2 separate regions of the Homo sapiens genome follow, and region 2 is linked to region 1. The links are chromatin loops, found by intact Hi-C in ENCODE. Cell type or tissue: right lobe of liver. All regions are shown on one strand. Links, peaks and the distances in the headings refer to the core of each region. The heading gives the core; the rest is flanking DNA.

Region 1 (8,326 bases), core at 258-8,257:
CAGAGAATAGACAGAGAGAAGGCAAACTTGCTCACAACCTGCCTTGAAGTCTCTTACATGTCTCCTTCCAGAGAAGTCCAAGGGAATCTTCAGTAATTGCTGGACAGCAACCTGGAGTAGGGGGTGGAGGTGATGTATTTTTCTTTCTTCCAGTTTCCCCTTCCAGTCTGATCTCTCTTTGAGTGACACTGATTGGGGTGGGCCAAGGGTCATGGGTGAAAACGTCCCCGCTGCTCAGGTCTGCTTATTGGATAATACACCCATCAGCCTGCCCTCTCCGTGGGCAAAGCCCCAGCCTTTGTATTGATGTGTGTTTGATTGTTTAAAGGCAGCCCTGCTGGCTCAGTGCCCCCTGCTGGCCTCCATCTGTGGCAAAGAGCACACAGCCAGAGAGCAGCAGTCACTGAGGGCAGGGCCAGGGCAGCACCAGGCTTCCCAGTCACCTGCCTGCAGTGCCCAGGAACTCACTGTCAACTCCTTGTCCTTATGAAAGTTCCTCGGGTTCTCCTTTTCATGATTGTATTAATCTCCTGTTGTAACAAATCACCACAAATCCAGTAGCTTAAAACAACATGAATGCATGATCTTCCATTTCTGGAGGCCAGAAGTGCAAAGTGGGTCTCACAAGGCTAAAATCAAGGTGCTGGCTTGGCCGTGTTCCTTCTGGAGGCTCTAGAGGAGAAGCCATTTCCTTTTCTTTCCCAGCTTCTAGGGGCTGCCCATATTCCTTGGCTTGTGGCCTCTTCCTCGTCTTCAAAGCCCGTCGCTCCAGCCTGTTTCTGTCCTCACGTGTCCTCCCCAACTCTGACCCTCCTGCCTTCTTCCTGTAAGAACCTTATGATTAAGTTGGGCCCCAGCCCTGTCTGTCCTTGGGTTTCTAAGGATTTCTCAGGAATGGAAGTGCTGTTCCTTGTCAGCTGGGAGCCAGTGGGATAAGTGCATTGATTAGGAAGTTTCCTGAGGACAGGAGGCACCCAACCTTACAGGCCTTTGACACCCTCCCGCCCAAAGCAGTTGATGACCAGTGAGAGGACTGAGAGTCCAGAAATAAAAAGAAGCGGGACCCCATATGTCTGGATTATAAGAAACTCAATTGATAAGGATGAGAGCAGGCAAACGGGCTGATGTCACACACAAGCAGCCTGATCAACGACCTTCTCCCTTGCCCCAATTCTGGAATCACTTCACCAAAGCACCACCATGCTTTCCATCTCTTAATGCCTTTATTTTTAGTTTGGGGTATTTTCTATTGTTTGAAGGTTGCCTTGCAACCCGTTCGCCTGGAGGGTTTAAACAATATAGAGTTTCTTTGCTGAGCAGCAACAGTAGCCAAGAGAGACTGAATATAAACTTTTAAGTCTATTTTCTCAGGGTTCCTCCATCAGGAATGGCTTTAAACAGAAGAGCGCACTCCCCTGGCTTGCCTCTCCCTGGGGGAGGGGAGAAGGGTAGCTGATGGAGAACATTTTGTGTTCTCTTATCTTTCATCCTAGTGGAAGGGGATAAGCACCAGAATAGGAAAACAAAATATCTGGCTATTAATATACTCTAAGTCCTCCAGCACATGGATTGGGTTTGTTTATTTGTGAAAGGGAAGGATGCTTTTCTCTGACCTTTGTAAGCGCTTCTGCCAGCTGGGAGGGCCCTGGCAGAGGGAGTGCCCTCCATAAGGTGAAGGGGCCAGGGGGCCAGGGCCTAGCTTCCTAGGAAAAGAGAAAACCCTCAGACTTTTCTCAAGAAAAGTTGCTTTTCAGGATCAACCTGCTTCAAGCCCCAGCAGTGTCATCCAGGAAAAAAAGAGAGAGAGAGAGAGAGCAAGCAGGAGGATTTCTCACGCAAGAGCCAGAGTGTCCCCACCTCCCCACCAGACGTGTATCTCTGTCACCCTGTTTGTACCTAACCTGGGGAACCAGAGAACTGGGCAGCCTTGCCAGAAGAAAGAACACACAGGTTCCTCAAGACACCCACTTATATGGCAGTAAGCAAGGCTAAAAAAGGAGTGTTCCCCTGCCCCAGAGGACAAAGGCTGGCAAGAGGAAGGCACGCAACACTGCCCAGCTCAGGCTCTGCACTGTCATTCTGTGTTTCCCTCGGACCCTGTAGTGGATTGAACCAAGGAGTGCCCTGGAGTAGGTCATCATTTTCTGGGCGGCTAGTTAATGATAAGCTTTCAGCTGGGAAGGAGCCAGAAGGAAAGAGGCTTCCTCAGGGGGCAGGAGCACGCAGGCCTCCAAGCCCCACACCTGCTGTGTCATGTCAGAGGTGCCAGAGCACCCTTTGACTGCCTGAAGAGGTCTCGGCTTGCCACCCACCAGGGTCAGGTCGTCTCAGGTCCCCGGGGAGGTTTGACTAGCCAAGAGCCCCAGGCAGAGGCACCAGGAGAGGAGAGCAGCATTGGCAGGGCCTGCCCTCTCCCAGAGCAAACAGGGACAAAGGTTGGTGTACTCACGGCTGCCTCTCCCATCCTGCCTGTGCCTGCCCGCCACACCAGATACTCCAGGTTGTCCCAGCATTGCTACATTAGGCAGGAATCTGTCATCTCTGCCTGCTGGGTCACTCATTACCCCAGATCCAATTCCCAGGCAGGGAAGTTTGGGGCATCAGAGCAGCGGAGAAGGCTTTGGCATTCAGGAGCTTTAAAACAGAAAAGCTGTCGTGTCTGTACCTGTTCAGTAGGGAGCCAAACGTGTTTATTGCATGTGTTATGATGCTATCGTGAAAGTATGCATGAAAGGAAATAATTTGTAAGCTCGCTACCCTGCCTGTCTGGAAAAGTGGGGCCCTCTGTGTAAACCCCAGCTCTGCAGGCATTCTGAGAGCTTGAACATTCCTTGTGACTATTTCTTATACTACATTTCACTGCCACCCCAGTGTGTTTGAATTTGTCTCTGCGCCAGCAGGTCGGAGTACCCATTGGGATTCTCTGTGAGAATTCAAACAAGTTGGAGGCGCTGAGGTTGCCAAGTGCAACCAGGTCTGGCACAGACTTGGCGTGAGAGAGAGCAGGAGCAAGAAGGCTTGGACATCATGAATCACTGAAGCCCTGGCCCATATAGCCTTCTTGTTTGGGATTAGTATAGAAGTGTTGTTTTTCCTTCTTTATACCTGAGAATGGCCTTCAGCTGCTGAAATGATGATATTTATCAAGGTAGTACTATACTAAGAACTGAATGAATGATCTCATTTACCTCCCACCTCAAACCCATGAGATAGATACAGATGAGGACCCATGCTCAGAGAATTTGAGTAACATGCTTAAGGTGACCTCCTACTTCATCTGCAGTTATTTTGTTTGTTTGTTTGTTTATTCATTTGAGATGGAATCTCACTCTGTTGCCCAGGCTGGAGGGCAGTGGCACAATCTCAGCTCGCTACAAACTCCACCTCCCAGGTTCAAGCGATTCTCCTTGCTCAGCCTCCTGAGTAGCTGCGATTACAGGCGTGCACCACCATGCCTGGCTAATTTTTGTAGTTTTAGTGGAGACAGGGTTTCACCATGTTGACCAGGCTGGTCTCAAACTCCTGGCCTCAAGTGATCCACCCACCTCAGCCTCCCAAAGTGCTGGGACTACAAACATGAGCCACCTTGCCTGGCCTCATCTGCAGATAAGACTTGCTAGCACCCTATTCTGAAAGGAGAGGAAGAAAGAAGATGAGGATGAGTATTTCTGAGGGCTGTAGTTGTGTACTGGTTTCTTAGAAGCTAGGGCCCTCCTGATTTATATTCCATGGGGCTGTCTGAGGAAGTTGTTTAGCTTTTGAGGTGATAGATGAGGGCTGGGTCACTTCTGTTTGCAGAGTGTGGGCTGAAGGGTAAGTCAGGACATTTCTCCTCTGGTCCCCATCAGGGACTCACAGGCTGACTCCTGTGGCTGTGTTTATATCATCATTTTTAAGGCATCAGTACCAGCATGGCAGCTCTAAGCTCCCTCTTCCTTTTGCCGTCCTCCATGTGGAAAGAAGCCAAACGGGAGAACTTCCCCAACCATTTCCCCTCAGTGCAGCTGGTACCAGCTTGAAACCTAAGACACATAGCACTGCAGCCCGGCCAAAGCATGGCTAATCCGTGTTTCTTTAGACACAGCAGGAAGCTGCTCTGTGGCCTGGTGTCAGGAACCATCTCAGGGCCCATGGGTGTTCTGCTTCCTTGGTTTGACCCTGAGGGGTCAGCTGGCAGGTGAAGCCCATCAACACTGACTCTGTAGACGGGGACTATCATCAGCAGCTTATGGAAGAGAGGGAAGAGGATGTCTGGGATTTGAATCTTTTACTCAGGGCCTTTTCTGGAAAAGCAGTCTCTTTGGAAAAGGAGGATGATAGAGGAGTTTCCATAAGGTGGAAACGGCTCCCTCCATGTGTGACTGTGAGAAGGGAGTGTCGGTCCAGTGCCATGTCCCATTCCAACAGGTGGCCTCCAGTTGCCATCAGTGCCCTTCGCCATGCCTTCGTCCTGGGGGTGGCCTGCAGTGTTGGTAGGGGACCCTGCCTTTCCTGGCCATCCCCATAGGCCACAGGCCCCTCCAGTATGCTGCTCCTGCACGGTGCCCAGAGCCTGTTCCACCCCGCCAGGCACCTCTGTCCGTCACATCGGCTGCACACATCAGCTCTGCCCCACTCTGTGTTTCTGAATTACTCTCACTGGCAACCAGCACAAGCTCTGCCCTCCCAGTGTCCTGATATCCTCTGGTTAATAAGCAGCTCACATAAAGACACCAAGAGCTGTTGCAAGTGGTAGAGAAAAGCCACAGCTCTCTGAATACAGTCCAGGAAGCCCTGGACTTGGCCCAGGAACTTGGTGGCTGTTTCTGTTCTCTGCCCCTTGGTAGCCTTCCTCACCGGGTATAAAAGGGAGAGAAGCTTGAATCCTTACCCTGAGGCATAGGAGACTACAAGGCAGTGAGGGGCTTATTAGTCAATGAGAGACTTTTGCTGAAGCTGGACGACCCTTCCTGGAGGAGTCCTCTTTTCTAAAAGAAAACAAATTCCTGCCCTTTATTCTTTCAAATCTACTTCTAGAAAAGTCTTAGAGTTCCTGTTAATTCAAACACCAATCTCCCACCTTCCCTCTCTCCTGTCTCTATGAGCTGCCTGGGCGGCACACTTCCTACCCACCTGCTCACTCCCTCCATCTCCTATACTGTTTTATCCCCTGGAGTTTGGAGATGTCCCTGTGGAAGGGGACAGTGGGGAGTGTGTGCCAGATCCCCCCCGCCCATTGTCACCTTGGTCTGAATCCAACCCCACAAGGGGAGCTGGAGCCGTCTCCCTGCATCTCCCTGGGCCTGCCCATTGTCAAGGTCCTGGTCACCTTTGAAGCCTCCTGCAGGGATCCCCAGTGCCAATGGAGCCTTTTCCAAAGCCCAGTAGCATGACATTTTAGACTTGGAAATCCCTAGACAAATAAATCTCACTTAATCCTCACCAAGTTGGCCCCCAGTGGAGACAATTGCTTAGCCAAGTTTATCAGGTACCACTAGTTCTTGCAGCAAACATTCCTTCTGTTCCAGGCATTGTGCTCGGGTTGGCAATACAGGATAAACAAGACAAGGTCCCTGTCCTTGCGGAGCAACCAGACCATCAGAAGAGACACACATAAAACAGAGGGGCCTGCTCATTTTGCATGCCTCATACCCAACATTTCTCCACTCTCACAGGCTCTCCAAGTCCCTACTCTTGCCATTTCCCAGCTCTGTAATGTAAATGGCTTACTGTATGCCTCAGGCTCCTCATCTGTAAAATGGGGTTATTAATAGTATCTACCTCGCCTGGGGGCGGTGGCTTATGCCTGTAATCCCAGCACTTTGGGAGGCCGAGGTGGTTGGATCACGAGGTCAGGAGTTCGAGACCAGGCTGACCAACATGGTGAAACCCTGTCTCTACTAAAAATACAAAAATTAGCTGGGCATGGTGGCCCGCACCTTTAATCCCAGCTACTCTGGAGGCTGAGGCAGGAGAATCACTTGAACCCGGGAGGCAGAGGTTGCAGTGAGCCGAGATCGCGCCATTACACTCCAGTCTGGGCAACAGAGCGAGACTCCATCTGAAAAACGTAAAAATAATAGTATCTACCTCATAGGGGTGCTGTGAGGATTTAATGAGATACCATATTTTAAGGCACATAGCAGTGCCTGGCGAGTAGGGCTAAGTCAGCGTTGGCTGCTGTTATTTTCTCTGGAGGATAATATTTGCCAGGGAGAGCAGTGGAATCAGGCAGAACTGGACTGCAATCCTGTTTTCCCCACACATTAACAACTGTATTCTTTTGGGCAAAACAATCTCTCAGCATCAGCTTCGTGGGTAAAGACAAATTACTTCATAAGAATAAACTCAGGCCAGCCAAAGTGCCTGGGTGACAGAGCGAGACCCTGTCTCAAAACAAAACAAAACAAACAAACAAAAAAGAAGAAATTCAGGCCGAGCGCATTGGCTCATACCTGTAGTCCCAGTACTTTGAGGAGCTGAGGCGGGGGATCGCTTGAGCCCAGGAGTTTGAGAGCAGCCTAGGCAACATGGTGAAACCCCATCTCTAAAAAAGTACAAAAATTAGCTGGGCATGGTAGTGAGTGCCTGTAGTCCCAGCTACTCGGGAGGCTGAGGCAGGAGGATCGCTTGAACCCAGGAGGCAGAGGGTTGCAGTGAGCCGAGATTGTGCCTCTGCACTCCAGCCTCAGCAACAGAGCAAGACTCTGTCTCAAAAAAAAAAAAAAAAAAAGAATAAATTCCGGCCGAGTGTGGTGGCCTACACCTGTAATTTCAGCACTTTGGGCAGCCAAGGTGGGCTTGAGTCCAGGAGTTCAAAACCAGTCTGGGCAACATAGCAAGACCTCATCCCTACTAAAAAAAAAAAAAAAATTAGTTGAGTGTGATGGTGTGTACCTATGGTCCCAGCTACTTGGGAGGCTGAGCGGTGATTGTGACACTACAGCCTGGGCAACAGAGTGAGACCCTGTCTCAAAAAAAAAAAAAGAAAAAAGAAAAGAAAGAATACATTCACTGATCTATGTGAATATGTGAAAGTACCAAACACATAGCAAGAGCTCAGCACATGCAGCCTCCTGGGATTTTTTTTTTTTTTTTTTTTTTTTTTGAGACAGAGTCTTGCTCTGTCACCCAGGCTGGAGTGCAGTGGTGGGATCTGGGCTCACTGCAAGCTCCACCTCCCGGGTTCACGCCATTCTCCTGCCTCAGCCTCCCGAGTAGCTGGGACTACAGGCGTCGGCCACCACGCCCGGCTAATTTTTTGTATTTTTAGTGGAGACGGAGTTTCACCATGTTAGCCAGGATGGTCTCAATCTTCTGACCTCGTGATCTGCCTGCCTCGGCCTCCCAAAGTGCTGGGATTACAGGCGTGAGCCACCGCGCTCAGCCCTCCTGGCACTTGTTGAGGCTCTGAGGACCCAAGGCGCCAGGAAAGCAGAGGAGACTCAGTATCCAGTGCCTCCCATAGGAAATGGCTCCCATTCCCCAAGTTAGTCCCAGAAGCTGGACCCTCCCTGATTTGGTCCTCATTCTCCCAGAGAAGCGTGTTCCGTGATTGACTGTGTCCCCTCCCTCTGTCCTCTGTGCCTCTGCACTAAGTACCAGGAGGCCCTCGTCCTGTCCACACTCAGCCATCGCTCGGCCGGAGATACACATGCAGCTCCTCTAATCTTTCCCGGCAGCTCAGCCACCCCGCTCCCCTCACCCCCCATTCCATCCCTTGTTCCCCTTCCTCCTTAATCAAATTAAGGGAAAGAAGAGGATTTAGATAGGGTTGCTAAATATATTTCTGTTCAGGGGAGGGAGAAAAAGAGAAGAGTTTGGAGGAGGAGATAGAGTGTGAAATTCCTTAATAGAATGTGCTCTGAGAGCCTACTTTCTCCAGAATAAGCCGTGCAATCACCTATCTGGATAGAGTTTTCTCTTTGGCAAAGTGCTTTCACATACATTATCTCATTAAGATATGGGCCGGGGTGGCAGAGTGCCCACTCCCCGGAAAGGTCTGCCGAGGCCACTGGGCCTCGTGAGCTGGCCTGACCCTGGTCTATATATTTCACAGGACACCCTGGCCCCAAAGGGGTGACTCGGCTTTCTGTGGAGCATGACACCAGCAGCCGGGCTGCTGACGTCTGGAGGTCACAGTTTCCCTCTGTGTGTTCTCCCGACAGCAGATTCTAGATCTTTTTTAAAGTTTCACTTTTGAAAAACCAGAAGAGTGCTTATTTTAGAAATCTTTGAAAATACATTAAAGAATAAAGGAGAAGAATCATTCATAATCTACAGTTTAACTACTGGTAGTATTTGGGGCAAAACAATCTCTTTGTTTTTGAAATGCACACATATCTTT
Region 2 (8,326 bases), core at 248-8,247, 210 kb before region 1:
TTTCACATCACCTCACTGCACGCATCGAAGGATCTGATTTGAATTTGTAAAGGCAATTCTTTTGAGAGCAGGATTCTCCAGGCTAAATCAAAGGCAGCTAATCCTGTCCCTGAAGGAGCAGCTAGGGGAACCTGAGGCTTGTTCTTGAAGTGGGCAAGCTGGCCAAAATATTGGAACACACAGAACCAAACCAGGTGTGTTCTACACCTGCATGAGTGAAGGATTTCCACGTAGACACCTAGGAAGAGCCCGCATGCCCTAGACTCACTCCAGAGGAAGGATTGATTTGCAACCAGAAAGGGAGCTGAAAACCACGGAGCTCCATGGCTCTTCATTCAAAAGGGAAAATAATGATTCCACGTTGCTTTTTAGAGTTCAAATCAACATCTTTCTGGATAAATCTATTTTTTAACAATCTTTTTATTATTTGTAAAAGATATAAAAACAACTCCCATCAGTAGCAATACAAGGTTATACATTTTAACCAGATTTTCTCAGGCCTTTTTTGGATACCTTTAGTAGTTAACTCTCTTTTGTCAAACCCTCTTGTATATAACCATCGCACAACATACAGAACCCTGGGGAATACAGCCAAGGGCACTGCTCACTGTGGCCCGTGTATTCATTCCCACAGGCTGCACTGAAATAACCTGGTAAACAACACCCTCCTCCATTTTGCGTCTATTTCTTCTATTGTGCTTCTTTGGGGATAGGAAGAGAAACATAACTACTGTTCCAGGTAACGTCTGTATCATACAGTTAGTGTTGCCAGTGAAACGTTCCCAGATACAAAGAATTGTGCTTTTAATTCCATTTCACAATCTGTTTTGTTTTTTTTTTTTGTCATTGTCTGACCAAAATTCCTTCTGCACATGAGGCCAGTATAGGCAACGTCACATTTGTTTGTTTCAAATATGCAGTGTGGTATTTTGTTTACTTTGCATTTACCGTGAGCAAAGATACTTCTTGGAATGGCTGCAGTGAGGCCGTGTCATTGGCTCACAAAAGTGACTCATAGGTAATTTCTGTGTTTGCATTCCACTGCTCTGCTCCCTAAGGTCCTTGACTTTCTCCCCAGGAATTCACTTAAAAAGGGACTGAGCATTGTGTCAACCTGTTGCAGTGTTTTTCATATATGTGTTCACTCTAAAAATGCAAATAAAGACTGCTTCCTTAGAGGGTGCTCATACAAAATTCCAGTCTTTGAGTCTTTTTCCTTTTCAGTTTTTTCTAGTCACTGGATGTACCCACACTTCCTGTTACGTATGTCAGTAGAACATTAGAATGCCTCACTTCGCTCAGTTCATCACTGCAAAGGTGGCATGCTCCTCCCAGCCTTCCTGCCCAGGTTAACAAGCCCCATGCTGCTTGTTTCAAATGGCAACTAAAAGCAAGCCAGTGTTGGGCTGTTCTGACACCTCTGTGGTCCTCCTGGAGGGGAACTGGCTCTTGTGGGGTAAGGGAAGCCCAGCCAACATCAAAGCTCTGCATCAATGCTATCCCTTGAAGCCAACTGCTTTGTGAGGCTGTTCCTAGAAGTCCAGATGATAAGGCTTCCAAACTCTTCCTATATCTAAATAAGCGGGTATTAAAAACAACAAAGGCAGTGGCCAGTAGAAATGTATGGGTTCCAGAAATGAGGCTGTATTTCTGGGAAGATGTAAAGGAGCTGCTTTGCTTTTAGGGGAAAGTAGATATCAATACTTTGAAGCCACAAGGACACTATGAAGAAAACCATTACTCTTTCAGGTCAAGAGGTGCAATGACTATGGATTATTTAAAAACTGAAAAGCTAAGCTTGAGTGGCCCAATATCAGCAGGAAGTGGTTTTTTTTTTTTGTTTGTTTGTTTTCCTGAGACGGAGTTTTGCTCTTGTTGCCCAGGCTGGAGTGCAATGGCGCGATCTTGGCTCACTGCAACCTCTGCCTCCCGGGTTCAAACGATTCTCCTGCCTCAGCCTCCCGAGTAGCTGGGATTACAGGCGTGTGCCACCATGCCTGGCTTATTTTTGTATTTTTAGTAGAGACGGGGTTTCACCATGTTGGCCAGGCTGGTCTCGAACTCCTGACCTCAGGTGATCCACCCGCCTCGGCCTCCCAAAGTGCTGAGACTACAGGCATGAGCCACCGCACTCGGCCAGAAACTTTAATTGAGCAACTTCTGCACGTTAGACACTGCTAGGAACTAAGTTCCTAAGGCACTCTGCTCTATAAACAAGCTTGTCACACTACATAAACGTGGCATGTCAAGGGATTGAAAGTCTGCTCTAAATAATGACAGGAAAGGGAAACTGCCATAACTGCCAGCTTGGTCGCAGTCTCCTGCTGACCACAAATGACATCAAGGAAGATGAACTGGATGTGGAGATTTCAAGTGATTCAGTGGTACAGTGAGTGATGAAGTTCAAAGTACCACCTAGGCCTCTGTTTAGAAATATGTGTAGGTTTAAGCCTGAGGTCCAGGTGGAAAAAAATACAACATGCTGATATGACTCCACAGTCACTAAATCATAGGCAGCACTAGGAGACTTTTATCTCAACTTTAGGCCAGGCGCAGTGGCTCACGCCTGTAATCCCAGCACTTTGGGAGGCCAAGGCAGGTGGATCACCTGAGGTCAGGAGTTTGAGACCAGCCTGGCCAACATGGTGAAACCCCATCTCTACTAAAAATACAAAAAAATTAGCCAGGCATGGTGGCTCATGCCTGTAATCCTGGCTACTCTGGAGGCTGAGGCAGGAGAATCGCTTGAACCCGGGAGGTGGAGGTTGCAGTGAGCCAACAATGCACCATTGCACTCTAGCCTGGGCAACAGGAACCAAACTCCGTCTCAAAAAAAGAAATTTCACTTCACAGAGCTTCTTTAAGTGATTAGATCAAATTCAGACACACACCTGCATTTCAAACACTTGGGAAATAACTGGTGGAGTAAAACAATATATAGGATTTTACTTTAGTTTTAATTGACGTTTTGCTCAAAAGCAAAGAACTGAACATTTCAATGGTTCAATGTTACAAGATTACAAACAAAATCCTTACACAGTTACAGTATCCTACTTCGGTTACTTCACATTAAATGCAGGTTGTTAAAATCAGTGCTGTGCTTGAACACAAGATAAGCATTTCAATTTAATAACAAAATTAAATCTAGCACCTTGAAATAAATATTGACGACAGCTTTATAAGTATGAAAGTATCATTTCAATAGGAGGAAAAAATCCAGTTCACCAACAGTGGAAACTAATAGCAGCATTTTCAAAGCTGAGATGAAATTTGTGTAAACACACACTGGCCCGCACAGTGGACATGCACTTCTGTTGGCTGGGCCCTCCCCACCCAGGGATGAACAGAGTGCCCACTGAGCCTTTTACATTCCAAATCTGGAAAGCTGCCTCAAGTTTCAGACCGTGGGCTAGAAAGACTCAAATGCAGGGCAAGGGAGATCAATGTGTTTAAGCAGGATGGGGTCCTTTTTGTAACAGGCCAACCTAGTAACATTTCCAGTCCAACTTCAGAGCATTCCAGGCCAAAGGTGCATATAGTAACAGGTCTACCTGATGTGACCCTGACTTCAGGGGGAGCACCTGAGTGCAGGGCAGGATGCAGGTGAGGAACGAGGGCCCAAGATCCCCACAGCTGACACCACTTTGCAACCAGCGCATTCTAGGCTAACTCAGGTGAGATTAAAAAAAAAAATCTGTGATTCTTAACCCACTGTAACCAAATGGTTCTTAAATAGGGAATGTCTGCATGGTAAGTCTCCTTCTTAATAACATTTTCAAGCATTAATGATGAGTTCTTTACAGTGTGGTTCTTACAGGCACTCACAAGGTTACCATGTTTTCTTTCTCATGAACACTCCATCTTTACACTGACCTTTGGAGCTTTCAGGTCTTACTTTTAACAAGTACAGTCAGAAACACTGAGAAGCGGACTCAGGGGCCAATTATTTGCGCTACAGTGTTAGGAAAAAATAATGTCTAGTACATGTTTTCTTCTAATTCATTTAGCATTTACCAACTGTCCAGACCAAAGGTCATTTCCAAGTAGGAAAGTTTTGGTTCCAACTTCTCCACTGGCCTGTGTGCAACACAACTTATCCTATTCCCAAATACTCATTGAAGAACTTGTCTGGCTGTCACCGACGCCGAATGGGCTTGTAGACACAAAATGCCATAAGGATGACAGTCACCAGCAGGATGCTGAAAATGGTTCCCATCAACACTGCAAAGGGAAAACAGGTTACTTCCTAATGGCAGCTCCAGGTTAGGCAATTCATCCACTCACTGCCAATGATTTATCAAATGCCACTTGCTGCCAGGCACTATGTCAAGTGCTGTGCAAACAGCTGTAAACAGATCCTCTCTCCAGTTGTCTCTAAATATAGTTGGGGGAGAAACAAACAGATGAGAGCATTTCACATAGCTTGATATACCGTGAAAAAAAAAAACAGTAACATGCTAGGGATGGAGACAGGGTGGGCAGCAAGAAGGGGGGACAGTCAGGAAGCATCCGAGGAGGAGACTCACAAACTAAGACAGGCCGAGTGTGGTGGCTCGTGTCTGTAATCTCAGCACTTTGGGAGGCCTAGGTGGGTGGATCACTTGAGGTCAGGAGTTCGAGACTAGCCTGGCCAACATGGTGAAACCCCGTCTCTACTAAAAATACAAAAATTGGCCAGGTGTGGTGGCATCCGCCAGCTACTCAGGAGGCTACTCCTGAGCTACTCAGCTACTCAGGAGGCTGAGGCAGGAGAATCGCTTGAACCCGAGAGGCGGAGGTTACAGTGAGCCGAGATTGCGCCACTAAGCGACAGAATGAAACTCCACCTCAAAAAAAAAAACAACAACAAAAAACTGAGACCTTACGAGTGAGGCTCTGCAGGGAGCATGCTGCAGGCCCACAGATCAGCTAAGGAAGGGCCTTGAGGCCAGTATAAGCCCAATACACTCAGTGAACAGAAGGGAGGCAACCAGGCAAGGAGTGCAGGAAGAGAGGCAGGAAATCAGGCCAGAAAGGAAGGCTGGGGCTGGTCTGTGCAAGGCCTTGGAGACCATGAAGAAAACACGGATTTTAAGTTTAAAGAGAAGCCACTAGGGGGCTGTAGGCAAAGGAATGACATCATCTGATTTAGTCGGAAAAAAAAAAAAAGATTCCTCTGGCTTTTGTGTGGAGAATTGTTTGACTATAGGGGAGCAAGAGAGCAGGATGCCCAACTATGCCTTTAAAGCCATTAATAAAAACCTGGAGATTCAATAAAGTATTTCAGTCTCAAGATGAGTCTTGACAGGGCCTTTTGAGCAAAGAAGCAACTAACTCACAAATCTGCTATGTTTGGCTGGGTGCGGTGGCTCATGCCTGTAATCCCAGCACTTTGGGAGGCCGAGGCAGGCGGATCACGAGGTCAGGAGTTCGAGACCAGCCTGGCCAATATAGTGAAACCATGTCTCTACTAAAAATACAAAAAAAATTAGCCAGGTGTGGTGGTGTGTGCCTGTAGTCCCAACTACTCAGGAGGCTGAGGCAGGAGAATTGCTTGAACCCAGGAGGCAGAGGTTGCAGTGAGCCAAGCTTATACCACTGCACTCCAGCCTGGGCAATAGAGGGAGACTCTGTCTCAAAAAAAAACAAAAACAAAAAAAAAAATGTTACGTTTTTAAGACTAAATTTCACATCTGAAATTTTCAAGGTGCTCAGGTGAGAAATGGGAACTACAACTGATTACTCAAGTTGAGCCCTGGTGATACAGGATAAGGACCTGGGCTTTAAACTACTACATAACAAAAAAAAAAAAATAAAGAAAAAAAAAAACTAGCGTAACCAGCAACCTGTCAGAGGTTTCTTCAACAGCAGCAGTGATACGCAATCTTGTTTCTGTAACTATCTCAGCGATCTTGGGAAGCATTCAAAACAAGCAAATGTACACTGATGTGTGTCTGTAGGGATGTGGGCCCATCCCAGGTTCCAGCTAGGGCCTAACCATGGTTGTTCTTCAGTCTCATTACTGTTCCTTTGAAAAACCAAGATTTAGCCAGGCAAGGGGGCTCATGCCTATAATCCCAGCACTTTGGGAGGCCAAGGCAGGCAGATCACGAGGTCAGGAGTTTGAGACCAGCCTGGCCAACATGGTGAAACCCCATCTCTACTAAAAATACAAAAATTAGCCGGACATGGTGGCGGGCACCTGTAATCCCAGCTACTCAGGGGGCTGAGGCAGGAGAATCGCTTGAACCCCAGACGCGGAGGTTGCAGCGAGCCGAGATCGCACCATTGCACTCCAGCCTGGGCGACAGGGACTCTGTCAAAAAAAAGAAAACAAAACAAAAGAAAAACCAAGATTTGACCATAGTTTTATTTAAATCAGTAACTTTGTAGTATCTGTGACCCCCCCACCCCACACACACCCTCCACGCTTAAACCGGTTATTATTTTAAAACCGACTATACAGAAAAATCAGGCCAGGTGCAGTGGCTCACGCCTGTAATCCCAGCACTTTGGGAGGCCAAGGCAAGCAGATCACCTGAAGTCGGGAGTTCGAGACCAGCCTGACCAACATGGAGAAACCCTGTCTCTATTGAAAATACAAAATTAGCTGGGCGTGATGGTGCATGCCTGTAATCCCAGCTACTTGGGAGGCTGAGGCAGGAGAATTTCTTGAACCCGGGAGGCGGAGGTTGCGGTGAGCCAAGATCACGCCACTGCACTCCAGCCTGGGCAACAAGAGCGAAACTCCGTCTCAAAATAAAAAAAAAGAAAAGAAAAGAAAATTCATCTTTTTTTGGTGAGTGAGGGGGAAGAAGGAAGGAGAAGGTGACAAAGACAGCATGTCATAACTCCAAAGGCCAGAAGTAATTTTAAGATCTTTGTCAAACAAAATCTCCAACCTACGTGAACTAAATGTCATGTCTTAAAATAGCCCTTGTTAACTGAATACCTGCCCTAATTTTCAAAAGTCCTGAATTCTGAGTTTCTATGGTTTGGACTACAATTGGACTTAAAGTTGTCTTATTCCATTTAAGAACATTTTCTTGCATCTCGCATTTTGGAAGAACTCCAAAAAAAATTTAAAACTCTCGGCTGTGCGCAGCGGCTCAAGCCTGTAATCCCAGTGAGAGGCCAAGGCGGGCGGATCACAAGATCAGGAGATCGAGACCACTCTGGCTAACGTGGTGAAACCCCGTCTCTACTAAATATACAAAAATTAGCTGGGCATGGTGGCGGGCACCTGTAATCCCAGCTACTCGGGAGGCTGAGGCAGGAGAATCACCTGAACCAGGGAGTCGGGGGTTGCAGTGAGCCAAGATCGCGCCACTGCACTGGCCTGGCAACAGAGCGAGACTCCATCTCAAAAAAATAAAAAATAAAAAACTTAAAACTCCCAAAGCAGGAATGCAGAAGATTGGAATTGGGGAATGGAAATCTACCTTTAAAAAATAAAAAAGGCCAGGCGCAGCGGCTCACACCTGTAATGCCAGCACTTTGGGAGGCCGAGATGGGCAGATCACTTGAGATCAAGACTTCGAGACAAGCCTGGCCAACATGGAGAAACCCCCTCTGTACTAAAATTACAAACATTAGCCGGGCACGGTGGTGGGTGCCTGTAATCCCAGCTACTTGGGAGGCTTAGGCAAGAGAATCACTTGAACCTGGGCGGTGGAGGTTGCAGTGAACCAAGATCATGCCATTGCACTCCAGATTGGGCAACAGAGTGAGACTCCATATAAAAAATAATAATAAAAATAAAGTTTAAAAAGGAGCTTAAAACCATGAGTTGTTAGGTACACAATGGCCATGCATTTGGGGCCTGATCAATTCTCCCAGTCGTCATCTTTTCACTTCTCCCTACACTTTGCATGCAGTGACAGTTGCCTGAATTGCAGGCCCAGGCAGAACCTTAAAAGAATGTTTTAGGGCGGGCGTGGTGGCTCACACCTGTAATCCCAGCACTTTGGGAGGCCACAGTGGGCAGTTCATGAGGTCAAGAGATCGAGACCATCCTGGCCAACATGGTGAAACCCCATCTCTACTAAAAATACAAAAATTACCTGGGCGTGGTGGCACACGCCTGTGGTCCCAGCTACTCAAGAGGCTGAGGCAGGATAATTGCTCGAACCCAGGAGGCGGAGGCTGCAGTGAGCTGAGACCGCACCACTGCACTCCAGCCTTGGCAACAAGAGCAAAACTCCATCTCAAAAAAATAAATAAATACCAACTGTACGGAACTGTCTAGGACAGCATTTCTCAAACTATCTATGGCAAAGGAGTAGTTTTTATAATTTCTAGTCTGTCCCAGACCACTACATAGCCCTACTGTGCATGACTAATAACC

What was found. Hi-C counts contacts between places; a loop is a spot of excess contacts. Peaks named below come from ENCODE experiments on the same cell type or tissue, not always from the same donor. Only the 100,000 strongest peaks of a DNase experiment are listed, where the experiment ranks them.
Region 2: a loop joins it to region 1, with 11 times the contacts of the local background. A loop is called at or near these places in 2 of 110 quality-filtered maps.

What each region holds. Positions count from the first base shown.
Region 1 is chr12:110,245,336-110,253,661 of GRCh38, forward strand. No RefSeq gene overlaps it. Among named protein-coding and RNA genes, the nearest start is that of ATP2A2, 32 kb to the right of the region's middle. In right lobe of liver, for the core only: a CTCF peak has its summit at 357 (motif pointing left); DNase peaks (open chromatin) are centred at 346, 2,436, 4,696, 8,056 and 1 weaker place; H3K4me3 peaks cover 900 bases; H3K27ac peaks cover 6,635 bases.
Region 2 is chr12:110,038,239-110,046,564 of GRCh38, forward strand. ANKRD13A (ankyrin repeat domain 13A) reads left to right here. Exons shown (of 15, transcript NM_033121.2): 15 at 1-1,525. It overlaps C12orf76 (chromosome 12 open reading frame 76), which reads right to left. Exons shown (of 2, transcript NM_001389625.1): 2 at 2,939-4,221. The coding sequence ends at 4,136. Among named protein-coding and RNA genes, the nearest start is that of C12orf76, 6.1 kb to the right of the region's middle. RefSeq lists an enhancer at 4,261-4,774. In right lobe of liver, for the core only: a CTCF peak has its summit at 5,096 (motif pointing right); DNase peaks (open chromatin) are centred at 993, 4,273 and 5,012; H3K27ac peaks cover 5,714 bases.